Linked DNA regions of Homo sapiens: regions 1 and 2 are each linked to region 3. A link is an interaction called in ENCODE POLR2A ChIA-PET data of the cell type or tissue named here. Cell type or tissue: GM12878. All regions are shown on one strand. Each heading gives the region's core, and the rest is flanking DNA. Links, peaks and the distances in the headings are about the cores only.

The links. ChIA-PET counts read pairs that join two places held together with the same protein. Peaks named below come from ENCODE experiments on the same cell type or tissue, not always from the same donor. Only the 100,000 strongest peaks of a DNase experiment are listed, where the experiment ranks them.
Region 1: POLR2A ChIA-PET joins it to region 3 with 8 read pairs; 2 of 35 experiments call an interaction of 5 or more read pairs at or near these places.
Region 2: POLR2A ChIA-PET joins it to region 3 with 5 read pairs; 1 of 35 experiments calls an interaction of 5 or more read pairs at or near these places.

The regions. Positions count from the first base shown.
Region 1 is chrX:13,003,369-13,008,071 of GRCh38, forward strand. No RefSeq gene overlaps it. Among named protein-coding and RNA genes, the nearest start is that of TMSB4X, 31 kb to the left of the region's middle. RefSeq lists a silencer at 841-890 and enhancers at 1,341-1,400, 2,734-2,783. In GM12878, for the core only: no CTCF peak of the experiment used is centred there; DNase peaks (open chromatin) are centred at 2,423 and 2,907; H3K4me3 peaks cover 354 bases; H3K27ac peaks cover 2,500 bases.
Region 2 is chrX:15,200,689-15,205,391 of GRCh38, forward strand. No RefSeq gene overlaps it. Among named protein-coding and RNA genes, the nearest start is that of ASB9, 67 kb to the right of the region's middle. In GM12878, for the core only: no CTCF peak of the experiment used is centred there; a DNase peak (open chromatin) is centred at 2,243; H3K27ac peaks cover 606 bases.
Region 3 is chrX:13,695,863-13,700,565 of GRCh38, forward strand. The region is part of intron 1 of RAB9A (RAB9A, member RAS oncogene family); the gene reads left to right. Among named protein-coding and RNA genes, the nearest start is that of RAB9A, 9.1 kb to the left of the region's middle. In GM12878, for the core only: no CTCF peak of the experiment used is centred there; a DNase peak (open chromatin) is centred at 1,769; H3K4me3 peaks cover 2,104 bases; H3K27ac peaks cover 2,500 bases.

The DNA of each region.
Region 1 (4,703 bases), core at 1,483-3,982, 690 kb before region 3:
GAGTTCAAGCGGTTCTCCTGCCTCAGCCTCCTGAGCAGCTGGGATTATAGGCACCTGCCACCACGCCCAGCTGATTTTTGTATTTTTATTAGAGACAGGGTTTCACCATGATGGACAGGATGGCCTCGAACTCTTGATCTTAAGTGATCCGCCCGCCTCGGCCGCCCAAAGTGCTGGGATTACAGGCGTGAGCCATTGTGCCTGGCCGGGAAAAATACATTTTTGATATCGAATATCTCAGTCCCTTTTATAACTCTGTAAGCCCCGGGGAGTCTGAAATGCACAAGCAAAAATCTCTGGCTGATTTCAGTCAGCCATTTGGGGGCTTATTTGCTTTGTTTTCTAATTGCTTCTCAACATTTAGTTTGAGAGGATAGAAATTAGGCCATTTTTTTCATCTGTTATAGGACTGGCCACACAGTAGTGCTTCAGAAACTAGTTGCTCATTTATTGCTTGGTCCATTCTCTTGATTTTCTTTTGCCTGGGAGGAAACACTGCACTGACCTTTCAACCAAATATTTGGGTGCTGCAATTTTTTTTTTTTTTTTTTTGAGACGGAGTCTCGCTCTATTGCCCAGGCTGGAGTGCAGTGGCGCGATCTTGGCTCACCACAACCTCTGCCTGCTGGGTTCAAGCAATTCTCCTGCCTCAGCCTCCCGAGTAGCTGGGACTACAGGTATGTGCCACTATGCCCGACTAAGTTTTTGTATTTTTAGTAGAGACGGGGTTTCACCATGCTGGCCAGGCTGGTCTTGAACTCCTGACCTTGTGATCCACCCGACTCAGCCTCCCAAAGTGCTGGGATTACAGGCTTGAGCCACCACGCCCAGCCGCAGGCTGTTGCAATAATTTTTTTTTTTTTTTTTTTTTTTTTTTTGCGACGGAGTCTCGCTCTGTCACCCAGGCTGGAGTGCAGTGGCGCGATCTCAGCTCACTGCAAACTCCGCCTCCCAAGTTCAAGCAATTCTCCTGCCTCAGCCTCCTGAGTAGCTGGGATTGCAGGCGCCCGCCACCACGCCCAGCTAATTTTTGTATTTTTAGTAGAGACAGGGTTTCACCATGTTGGTCAGGCTGGTCTTGAACCCCTGACCTCGTGATCCACCGACCTCGGCCTCCCAAAGTGCTGGGATTACAGGCATGAGCTATCACGCCCAGCTGCAATATTTTAAATATATTTTAGTATAAAGTGAAGGGCCTCTGACGTCCATCTAGTAAGAATCGGGCCACATATTCATAGACTGACAGTTTCAATCTTTGCAGACTTTGTCCTTTGAAGTTTGCTTTGCTTTCTCTTTTCACACTTTGGTAGCATCTTTCAGTTCTCTGCTGCTCCAGAGAGGAACATTATGGCCTCTTGATTGGATGGATAAAGGGTCCAGCCCTGACCCATTGGCTGCTAGAAGGGCCAGGGGCAAAAAGATGACCCCATTAACCACCTTTTCCACCTGTACTTCAGTCTTACTTGCAAATTGTTTTTTCTCATGTCTTTTCATCATAGTCTATACAATCATCTTGTCAACAAGTTATCGTAAAAATTGTTGAAAAGGATCTATTAATTCTCAGCCCAGAGGCTGTCCTTTGGATTTCTTTGTGACTATTGCTTTGGTCTTACATGTGGCTGATATCAGCTTGTTTTGAAAATCCAAACACTAGTCCACATTTTCACCTAGTAAAGTCATTGATGCCTTCTTTGTGGCCAGTTATAAGGAGCTTTTTCATCTAATTCATGATGACCCAGGAACCTTACCTCCATGACAAAAATGTTCCTGGAACTCAGCTTCCCAACGTCATCTCTACTTCAGTTCTTTAGGTTGCCAGATGTTGAAGATAAATCACTTTAACTGTGGTTGCATAGAATTGGTTGGGAATCACATGAGTTTCTTCATGTAAAAACTACCAAGACCTCTGCTTTGGGTCTAGATCCTGGTTTATGCTGCCTTCTTCAAAACTAAGGGGAGATGCTGGGACTTGCTGTTAGCTCCATTTTTTTTTTTAATTGCATGATTCTCTGACTTTGCTGAGGAGTTGTAGATCCAAGTTCAAACATACATTGGCAACTACACCCAAATGCAGCCAAGATACAAGGGTCTACATGTGATACAGGGTCTAATTAGCCATGTGACTTTGGACAGGTCATTCTCTCTGGCTTTGATTTTCTCATTTGTAAAATGATGTATTAAATTGGGGCAAAAGTAATTGCAGTTTTTGCCATTAAAAGTAATGAATTCGGTTCTTCCTAATAATTGAATTAGGTTCTTTCCAGGCCCTTTTCTGGTTCTTTCCATTTCTAAAGGTCTATGATGAATAGGCCAACCATGTCATCATGGGTTCCAGCGCAGCACCCTAGAGCCCCACACCTCATTCCTGGCAGGCACGCACATCTCCAAATAGGGCTCCTTAGTTTTTAAAGAAGGGAAAACGGATAAGGAGAACTGAAACCCACATACTTTCAGTTCTGACTTTGTGAGTTTTGAATTTAAATGCTTTCTCATATGAAACAGTGAGTGGGCAGAAGCATTCTACAAGAAGAGAGCCCTGAAGTTAGATGAGCAATGAGCAATCCCTTTCTGTTGGTGATTCTCTTTTGAAACAAAACGCATCACTGCTCAAAGCTCAACTGCCAAAAAAAAGAAAGAAAGAAAGAGGGAGAGAGAGAGAGAGAGAGAAAGAAAGAAAGAAAGAAAGAAAAGAAAGAAAGAGAGAGAAAGAAAAGCTAAGAGTAAGGAGAAAAAAGAAAAAGAGAGAGAGAACCCACCACCCTGTGCGAACAGCACAGCTGAACAAAGGGAAATAGAAGGTAGTGGCATGTGAATCCACGTGGCCCTTTGCCAACCCACTTGCCTCTCACGCTGCCACACTTGCATATATCAGGGTAATTTCTGGGATGGAGGTTTTTACTGAGCACTTGTTGGCAGAGAGATTTTCTCCCAGTCTCATGACGTTCACAAAAAGCTAGTACTGAGAGGAAAAAACTGCTGGGACTTACATGTAATAGCATCTTCCAAGCAGCTCTATAAGATGACTAACATTTCAGCTGGACACGAGACAAAACTTGGCACCAGAAATGGTGGATGATGGTGCACCACCACTGCTTCATGCAGCCCACTATCGAGGCAAGGGGGTCTGAGCACATTGCCTGCAAATAATATGTTTGCAACTTTTCAATTCATTTGAGTCCTGACTTAAAAAAAAGCGTGCCAGGCAAATGATCATCTGCATGACTTTTCAGAAGGTTTTGCCCTGCTAGCCCTTAAATGATATGTGAAAACAAATCAGGGAGTTGGGGCCATCTGAAATGTAGCTTGAGAGGGTAAGAGAAGATGGAGAGACATGCTAAGGGTTTAAATAGGAGGAACCAATGAGGAAAAGCACATGACACTATTATAGTGGAATTTTGCCTTTTTTTGGCCATTCCTGTATTTCCATAGTTGTAACCATTTGTTACAAGCTATTCCTCTGATTTTTTTTTTTTTTGCATCTTATAAAAGTGAGGAGTCTATAAAAGACAACATTTTGTAGGCCTGCAGCCTTTGCATCTAGTTTTTGGAAATAAGTTGTTACTTATCTGCCTATGAATGCCTTCTCCCAGCTTTCCTCGAATTTTTTGAGGGATGAGGAAAAATTAGTTTCCTTTTAAAATACGGAACCCCTGGAGAACATTTGTTTCTCAGAGAATGATAAACAAGGAAAGGGGATGTGATGCATACAGCAAATTTAAAAACATTATCAGGCTGGATGCAGTGGCTCATGAAGCTTGCATTTTAGTGCAAAAAAACAAATAAATATATAATGTGGCAAGTGTATTGCTAAGCATTTTAGAGAAAAGTGAAATAGGATAAAAGGATTAGAGAAGAAATGGGAGGGTGGAGGGTCCATGCTATGTTGTAGGTCATGATTGTAAATACCATTAAGTCTAGTTTCCATTCTCCCTCTGTGCAGATGAAGAAACTGAGGCACTAAAGGAAGACATGACTGCCCAGGGTCTCCCAGCTGGCTAGGCACCCACTGGGAATGAAACCCAGCTCTCCTGACCCAAGACAAGCCCTCTTTTCTCCCATCTCGACACCCGCACTTGGAAATGGGTTGCTGCAGTAGGAATTTGAAGTCTAGCATTTTTTCCCCTTGCAATCAATTGATACTGATTTTCTTATGAGTACAAAATGAATTGTCCAACACCATTCGCATATCAGCTTGTGGCAGCAGTAATAGTCACTAACATTTAGAAAGGGGTGGCATGGAATTCACCTAGAGTTGACTCCCCACTGTGTGGTCAGTTCATGAGCATCTGCCCTGTGCTCAGCACCTTTCACACTGATGTGACAAATTCAGGATGCATCTCCAACTTTAATATGTACATGAGTCACCTGGGAATCTTGTTAAAGTGCGGATTCTGATTCAAGAGGTCTAGGTGGGACCTGAGACTCTAATAAGCTCCCAGGTGATCCTGGGGTTGCCAGTTCACAGACCACATTTTGGGTATTGAAAGTCTAGGTACCTCTGCTAGTTTGCTGAATGCAACTGAGAAAGAAACCTCAGGGTTAATGCTTGCATTTTTCTGTCTTCATTTCTCCATTGTCCTACTCTCCTCCCTTGGAAGGCTCCAGCTTAGAAAAAGAAAACATTATGAAATAGCAGTGCCAAACCTGAATTACAATGTTAGGCATGTAATTATCTGGGCAAAAGCCAGATGTCTCAGACTAGG
Region 2 (4,703 bases), core at 885-3,384, 1.5 Mb after region 3:
ATAAATCTTCCAGTTTTTTGGTCAAGCTGATCTAACATTTTATTATTGTAAAATGTATCCAGATAAGCCATGCACTGCTCACAAACTCTTGCCATTTCTATAAATCTCAAAAATATGAATCACCCCTGAGGAGTAAGGGAGGCAGAGCCCCAGTTAGAGTGACAGGGTGAGACATTGTGAGTTATCTTGAGCATTCCTAGAAGCAATTGAGAACTAGAAGAGAGCTGGGAAGAGTCACCAGCCTTGGCTTATGGACGAAGCCTGAAGTTCCAGCTCCTCTAGTTTTCCACTCCTGAGAATGAGGGAAGAAAGCCCATGGAAAGACATGGATCCCAGACTGTTCAGTTTAGCTGCATGCACAAGCCCGTTGAGGGAAGGGAGCCCAGACTGCAAATAGAGCCAGATGTGCCTTCTCTGAGGATCAGAGAGGCTCTTATGTTGGGGAGGAGGTGAGGGAGTGGTGGAAAAGCAGAATCTCTGCAGAGAGTTGCTTGGTTTTCCAATTTACAAAGTGTGGAGGAGACTTTAGAAAATGTTGGCTCCAGAGTTAGAATTTAAATGTATTGAACTGGCAGAAGCTATAACTCTCACAAGGCCAATTTATAGCATCTACTCAGAGCAATAATGTTAATATCTGTTAAATATTAATAATGACTGATTTTGCCAAGGTCTTCTGCCCAAGTTTCATTGCCTGATGACACTATCCATTTTTCAAAGCCCACAGAGATAGTTAAGATACAAAGTGTTTAATGCTTCAAGAGAGCTACATGTAGAGGGCAGGAAGAAAAGAGACTACGATGCATTAGAGAAGATTGAAATAATAGTTCACCATGGAGGGACCATAGGGGTAGTGGGAATAGGTGAGTCTTGATAAGGGAGCACAGGCCAGATTTGAAGGGCTGTAATTGCCCTGGAGGAGGCTGCTTGGTCTAAAGGGGATGGAGAGTCCCTGAAGGGATGAGGGTGGAAGTGTGGACAAGAGTGACCTGATCAGATTTGGTCCTTAGAATCATCATTATGGCAGCAAGTGGATTGACCAGTCAGAAGGTGGGAAACCAGGTGAGACATTATGGCGGGTGGGGTAGAGGGTTGAGGTTAAATGAATGGATTCAAGAGCTCTCTACAGAAGAAAGAAGAGAAAGGACTTAGACAGATGCTGTCCCTTCCCGACAGCACTTGCCTGCAGGACTTCAGGCCAATGTGCTTCCAGGAACCCCAGTTACCCTTCTACTGTCATGTCTCCTGCATTCAGCTTTAACCATGGGTAGAAGCACAGAATGGGAGTCAGAATCCCCAGTTTTTAATTCCATTTTTTCTACTCATAGGCTCTGATATCTGGGGTAAATTGCTTAACTTTTCTACTGAACCTCTGTTCCTGTGTCTATAAAATGAGAATTTATTTTTACCTTACACCATAAAATTGGTTTGAGACTCATATATGATAGTGCTATAAAACTGATACAAAAGAATACATAATTGTGTTGTACTATTATGCCTTTATGTCTAGCTCTTATCTCTGCCAATCTACACACACACACACACACACACACACACACACATACACACAGAGAGAGATGAAAAACACGCATGCACAGATACATTATATGGATGGGAACAGCTTCTTGACATAAGAGAAAATGATGTGAAGTGAAAGCCCAGGTCCTAAATTTGTATCTAACTATATCTATGACTATAAGCAAATCATATTCCCTTGAGCTTTCAATTAATAATAATAGCTAAAATTTACTCAGTAGAATTAATTAAAACTAATATTTTCTAAAAAGAAAAAAAGCTTTAACTGCTTTGCATTTTAACTTATTTAATCCACACAACAACCCTGTAAGGTAGATACTGTTATTATTCTTCCAATTTTATAAATGAGGACACTGAAGCAGAGAAATTAAATAGTGTGCTGAAGCCTACACAGCTAATAAGTGATGGAGCTGGGATCCTACCATAAGCAGTCTGTTTCAAGAGCTCACGCCCTTAACCACTATGCATCACTTCTAGATACAGGAAGATTATTTGCAGATAGGTGTTTCATTCTTGTTTAAACAATGGATTATTTGTATTCTCCATTTTCATCTTTAGCTCTCTTTGGTAATTTGCTAACATTTAGATTTATCTTATTAATTTCCTTGGAATAATCTTCCCATCAGTATTTCAGGCTAGGCAAACTCTACAAAGACACGCTATGAGTCATCCCTCACTATTTCAAATTACTTGACACTTGGTGACTTCAGCTATTTCTCTAGGAAGCCAAGTTTCTCATTTCATATCCCAGTAATTCTCTGAATGAAAGTAATTTCTAAATCCACCCTCTCAATTTCCTTTACCACTTGTTTGTGGTCACCAGTTTTATTTGGCCCTTTCTGCATGTTCTTAAACATAATCACACATGACCTCATCCAGCAGCCTTTCATTCTGGTAAGCCACAGCATTTCTCATTCCCTGCCCTAATATCTAAAGGTAAATAGAAAAAGCAAACTCTACTTTAATGAGGATTTTTTCAATGGATATTTAGTTTTTTATATTCTGTCACGTGCATAAAATGCATATAATACATTGAATTTAGAGTTTTTCTCATGCTTTTCTAAAAATAGATCTTGAGTCTCTCTATCTACACACACACACACACACACACACACACACACACACACTACATCTTTTAAATTCTTTCACCCTCATCAGGGACCAGTAAAAGATTTTCTAAAACTCAACAAATACCTTTGACATTTCACCCAAGTATTCACTCGTAGCTTCAGCAATGATGAAAACCATAGGATAACATATTCAGAAGTCTTCCCTTGTGCTGGGGTGGAGCTCTGTACCTATGTATAAACAGCCTATCTTCTACTTGGGCATAGTCAAGAAAAGTAATAACTGGTTAAAATCTGCCCAACAGTCATTTCACAAACTGTTTCTATAGTATTTAGTCCAATAGTTCACAACGTGGGGTAATTTGGCACCCCAGTGAACATTAACATTATCTGGTGGCATTTTTGACAGTTACTGTTGTTCATGTGTGGAGGGTGTTATTGGCATGTAGTCGGTATAGGCCCAAGTTGCTGCTAAACATCTAACAATGCACAGGACAACCCCTCACAGAACAAAGAATTATCCAGCCCAAAATGTCAACAGGTTCTCTACTTGAGAAGCTCTTACAACCTCTGTCAACCTTTAACACAGTTTACGCTTTTGCACAGTTCAATGTCCTAAAATGTGCTCTCCTAACAATTATGTAACATTTTAGCCTGCAGACAACTTCAGTGCAACTAAAGTTCCCATCATAAGTTATTCATTCTGGAAATAAAGGCATGGATACTATCAGGTTATAAAGGCAAATCAGGCCCCAAACCTAAAGTAACCAGCAAAATCAGCAATCCACAGCCCATTTTTGACTGTTTCTAAAATTCTTTATTTTAAAAAACAAACAAGCCAACCTAAATAAACAAGCCAATTTTCTTCTTGTAATTTCATTTCCTGTTCTCAGAATTTCAAGTTTCTAAGAGTTAGTGTCATCTGATCTCACTTTCGGCTTGATTTTGTTTTCCTGTGAAAGGATATGTCATATCAGCCCTCTTGAGTTTCTAAATGAGAGAATCTAATATTCTGACATATGACATAGCAAAAACTACGCCTCCAGATGAAATCTAAATCTGAATAATCAGAAAGAGGCTACGCTGGAAAGGGTTATGTCTTTTCAGTTCTCATACAGAAAGATACCCTTTATTCTTATCCACCTCATTTTCACAATGAGTTACACTTGGAAGAAAATGGCATCCTCTCAGTTACTGACAGCGATAGCTTTCTAAACCCAGTCTAATGGCCCTCCTTTGCTTGGCCTGGTGTCACCAAGGACTGTTGGCTCACTCCAAAATCAATCCTCTTGGCTACTCTCTTATTTTCATTATGAAGAACCCTTCAACCCCTCTCTGGGATGATATCCAGGAGCCACTTTGCCTAAACAAAGTCATTGATTTTAATGGAACAAATGAGAGGGTCAATTTGTATTGTATGGCACCCTGACAAAGATGGAAAAATGCTAGGACTCATTTCTCCCAAATTCTATCCCTAATTATAATAACAACTCTGCAAACAAAGAGATCTTTCAAAAAAGTAAATTAGATCATGCCACTCCCAAGCTAAACTCTCTTCCATAGCTTTCCATTACTATTAGGATACATTTTCAAATCTGCTGTACAGTCTATAAGACTGTCTTCTAATCCCTGCCTTTCTCACCAATCTTAATGCACTCCCTCTCCATTGAATTCTGTTCTCTCCTTTCCCAGATCGCATTAAGTCCTCTTGCCTCTTCCTAGAAAGCTCATCCTCCTCACACATGACATCTTCCTTTGCTTAGCTAACTTCTTCTCATCTTTCAGATCTTGATTTTAATTCATTTCCTCAAAAGAGTCTTTTCTGCTTTGCATCACATCTGCTAAAATTTTACTGATACATGGCCAAGGCCAAAACCAAAAGGTGAGAATATATACTATGATAAGGCCAGTGCGAGAATATGGATATAGGGAAGGAGGAGGAATTGGGACCACATTTCTCCTCCATGTGTGTACAGGTGATAGGCATCTAAAAGTGCTCATCTGGACATAGTCAACTCATGTATAGAGTTGGATGGTTATCACTTTCAGCTTCCCCCTGTAAGCATGTCTTTTCTTTTTAGACAGAGTCTCGCTCTGTCCCCA
Region 3 (4,703 bases), core at 796-3,295:
GGAGCTGTCTATGTTGAAGAAAGCTAAGGGGCCAAGGAGGAGAGAAAGCAGAACCTATTATCAGAGTGGTTTTATGGACAATTAGGAAACATTTTCAAGAGGATTACTGCCAGGCTGTTTGGACCTGATAGAAGCAGTAATGGGTGGTAAGTCCTGGCTCAGACTTGAAGGTCTCCCCTGTGCCTCTAGCTAGATGTGTGATCCTGTGTAAGACACTTTCCCAGTTAGACCTGTTTCCTTATTTGTTTTTAAAAAACACTTGAGGCCAGGCACGGTGGCTCACACCTGTAATCCTAGCACTTTGGGAGGCCAAGGAGGGAGGCTTGCTTGAGCCCAGGAGTTCAAGACCAGCCTGGGCAAGATGGTGAAACCTTGTCATTACAAAAAAAAAAAAAAAATTAAAAAAAAAATTAGCCAGTCTTGGTGGTATGCACCTGTAGTCCCAGCTACTCTGGAGGCTGAAATGGGAGGATCACTTGAGCCCGGGAGTTTGAGGCTGCAGTGAGCTATGATCATGCCACTGCCCTCCAGCCTGGGTGGTAGAGAAAGACTCTGTCTTTTAAAAAAAGAAAAAAGACTTGGGTACCCTTCCAAGATTTTAGTTCATGCACATTCAGACAGATGGCTACACCTGAGAGAATTCACTATATACTAGCTGGGCCTCAGGTGGAGATGCTGGTCAAACTTGCAGGTGTTTTCTAGAAACATACACAATGAAGTCCTGAGAGAAGAACTTTTCCCTGTATTCACCTTAGGGTTGTATGTGCCGTAGGGCATTCAGATGAGGACTGAGAAAAAGCCATTGGATTGGCCATTAGGAGGTCTTTGGTGACTTTTGCTGACAATCAGGGGGAAAGGATGGGGTGGGAGCCCTGGTGTCCTATAAACTGAGCAGAGAGTTAATCAGGTTTGCAGGCACATTGAGAAATGGGTAGTGATGGGCAGAGTGAGGTTGGGCTTGGAAAGCTTTTTGTGAGAAAAGTCAGTTTCAACACTTCGATAGGGGCAGACCTGGGGGGATCATTGACAAAGTGACAGTTACATTGGATAAACTGAACTTGATGAAGAGCTGCCTGCAGTGTTGAGCTGGTGACAACTTCCCTGCAGAGTGGTATTTGGGAGCCTCTAGTCTAGTCGAGTCCTATATACCGGACATAGCTGCCCCTCTTTAAATATATCTTCTTAGGAAATCCTCACTCCTTGTAATTAACTTCTCTAACAGTCGAGAAGTTTCCTTTTGCTGTGGCTCCATGCCTTGTGGAGCCCCTCACTCAGTGAGTTTGTATAGTTCCCCAACCCCTAGCTTTGTCTGCTGTAAATTAAAGACATTTGGTTTCTTATCGAACTGGAAGGGAGGCCTCAGAACCAATGTTTCTTTAGGTGATAGCAGAACGTTGCAGATCATTTTTGATTTGTGTTTTGCTGCTTTAATATATTTTTCTGACATATATGTTCAAATTCATTCCTTTCATAATTTGTTTTTCTTCCTGAAATATCTACCTTTAATTCCCCATGTTCTCATCTTGTGACTTTTATCTATGTCTTTGCATTTTAATTCTGTCTTCCAAAGTGCACTCTATTGTCAAAAAGTATTGTAAGTACCTTTTACAGGTAAGTGTCATCGCAGGTAGATTTATGCTTGGTTCTTAAAACTTAAGCAAAACAAAAAAAAATTATTCTCACTTCTCAGGACTAGCAGTTTCCCATGAGTAAGGCTGTTCACTGAACTATCACAGTTTATGGTCAAAGTGTGATATTCATAAAAGTCTCATGGGTGAGGGAGAAAAAGAGGAAATTCTGCTAAAGACAGAAACTCTTGAAGGGTGTTATGAGCTACAGAAATGGATCACACATAACATACAAATGATGCAGGCATGTAGCAATCAGTTCTTGGTGTCCAAACTCCTTAAGATCTGATGAAACATTTTTTGTTCTTTCCAGAAAAAAAGCGCAAGCACACAAGCTTCCACCAATGCTCTCATCCTTATTTCACATGTGATTCTAGGGAGTGTATTTTCTCCCTGAAGCTCATTTCATGGACTCCCAATTAACCACACTCTAGGCCTGCACTGTCCAACACAGTTCCCACTAGCCTCATGTAGCAATTTAAACTAGTTAAAATTAAATGAAAAATTCAGTTCTTCAGTTAGACCAGCTACTTTCCAGTGCTCAGTAGCCACATGTGATTAGTGGCTACCATATTGGACAGTGCAGATTATAGAACATTGTCGTCATTGCAGAAGGGTCTGTTGGATTTTGCTGCACTATATAGTTTCATGATGGTTTAAGATTTAGTTCCTTAACTAAGTCTTCTTTTTCTTTTTTTTCTTTTTTTTTTTTTTTTTTTTTTTGGCCCTTCTCACTTCCTCCTTTCCCACTCCCCCCACCACTGTTAGTGATTAGTTAACATACCTACAGAGGTGCCTTGTTTTAAGAAAAATGTTAACATATTTCTTAAAAGTTAAGTTAGCTGATTCAGCTTCAAAAAAAGTTACTTAATTGAAATAAGTTCTTTCAATAGGGGAGGTGCTCTGACATAGCGATAGTATGGTTTGATAATACAGTTTTTCTCCTCTAGCTGCCTCCTGTTCTTGAGGTAATGCTCAGTGATTAACTAGATAGGACTAGATAATTTATTTCACCTTGGCAGGTCTTGCCTCCAAGTTGGCCTATTCCTATGGTATTTCCTTTTCTTTCTTTTGCTTCTTCCTGCACACTAAGTATGGTATTTTCTGACAGTATTTTTCTTAATTCTTTATTTATTTTTCTTGGTAATTTCTTGCTGTAGAGCTGGTACCCATTAGACATAATGACTTTCCTTGACTTGCTTCTTGCTCATAAATTTCTGTAAGACAATCAGGAAGTTTTTAGAAACAAACAGTGGAACCAATTAGGCTGTTAAGTGAGACACGCCTAAATTAAGCTATGAGGAAATAAATACAGCTCCAGCAAAAATAGAAATAATTTTCAGATTATCCATGCTTTTGTTTCCCTGGTTTTCTTTGAACCTCATTTCCTCAAGCTATGAAGTGAAATGAAGTGGTAAGTACACCTCTAAGTAGGACATTCAGGGTGAATCCAAAGGAACTTGTGAATTTGACCAAAAAAAAAAAAAAAATCTGTTCCTAAATTTAAACCAGGAGTGATAAATTCATTTTAAGTTTTTGGAGGGGTTACAGAGTATGTGTTTTAAAATCTCAAGTTTTGAGAAGGCAGTTTACAAATGATGCCTGCTCTCCCTTTGGCAGCTTATTAAGGAATGTAGTCGTTTTTCAGCATTTGCCAGCTCCCTGTCGCAGTCAGTCAATAGTACTTATTTTAAAGTGGGATTCTCATTGGGATTGCAAGTAAGAATCAATGTTTTTGTTCCTACCCACACATTTTAATAGACCTCAAAAATAGAATGCGGGGAGAACTGATAGAGAAACAAAGAATTTTAGGTACAGAAAGCACAAATAGAATAATAATAGAATAACAAGAATAAAAGAGGAAGTAATATACTCTTCGTTCTCAATGTAGCATTTATTTGCACCTCACCAAATGTAGAGCATTGTACGAGAAGTGGCAGAACAAAAAAGGGACAAGTGAATGGATGCAATTAGGTGTTGTGTGTCCCTCCCAGGGAGTTGACATTGTAATTAGGAAACAGACACATACACAACTGAAGGTGATTAGAGCATAAGTAAATGAGAGCTGTAAAGAGGTGGAAATGATGAGAGCAAAGAAAAGAGAAAGATTAGGTTGCTGGGGCGGTCCTGGCTTCCTACATGAGGTAATCTGGACTAGGCTTCTGATGACTAAGATTGTCATAGCTGTCGAAGTAGGGAGGGGCCTCCCAGGCCAAAGTAACAGCCCGAGCAAAGATATGGACAGAAAATGCCAGTGATAGGTGCGGGGATGGTGAGTAGTAGGGATATAATTGGGACAGGCTTGTAACTGACATTGAATAGCTCTTTGAATGCCATGCTCAAAATCCTGTATAATAAAAATAATAAATAAATGAATTTAGTTATCTGTCAGAATGGAGACAATTAGATCCAGGACCAATAAAAAAAGTCTAACTTCAGTCACATACACAGTCATATTAGAGATTTATATTCTTTTTTTTTGGAGACAGAGTCTCACTCTGTCACCCAGGCTGGAGTGCAATGGCACAATCTCGGCTCACTGCAACCTCTGCCTCTCCAACAATCCTCCTGCCTCAGCCTCCCAAGTAGCTGGAACTACAAGCAGGCACCACCACACCTGGCTAATTTGTGTATTTTTTGTAGAGATGGGGTTTCACCATGTTGCCCAGGCTGGTTCCTGAACTCTTGGGCTCAAGTGATCTGCCCATCTCGGCTTCCCAAAGTGCTGGGATTACAGGCATGAGCCACCGTGCGTGGCCAGCAGATTTAAATTCTTGATGCTTGGACCTTGAGGCTTTCTATTCTTCCCCTTGGTTTATTGTAGGATGTGGCTTTGGAAGCCAGCAAGGGGTTGGAGAAGGCCAGAGAAAAGGGTACTACTGATAAACTATTCATGAACAATTGATAGTATAAGATAAAAGTACATAATGGAAAAGTTGGGAAAATAGTGTTATAAGAAGGAAAGGGTTAACATAAAATGTTCTTTTGTCTTTTGAATTTTGCCGTATCTGCTGGCAATGTGGTTCATTTGTTTTCCTGCCAGTGACCTGCTTATCCAACTTTACATTCGGATTA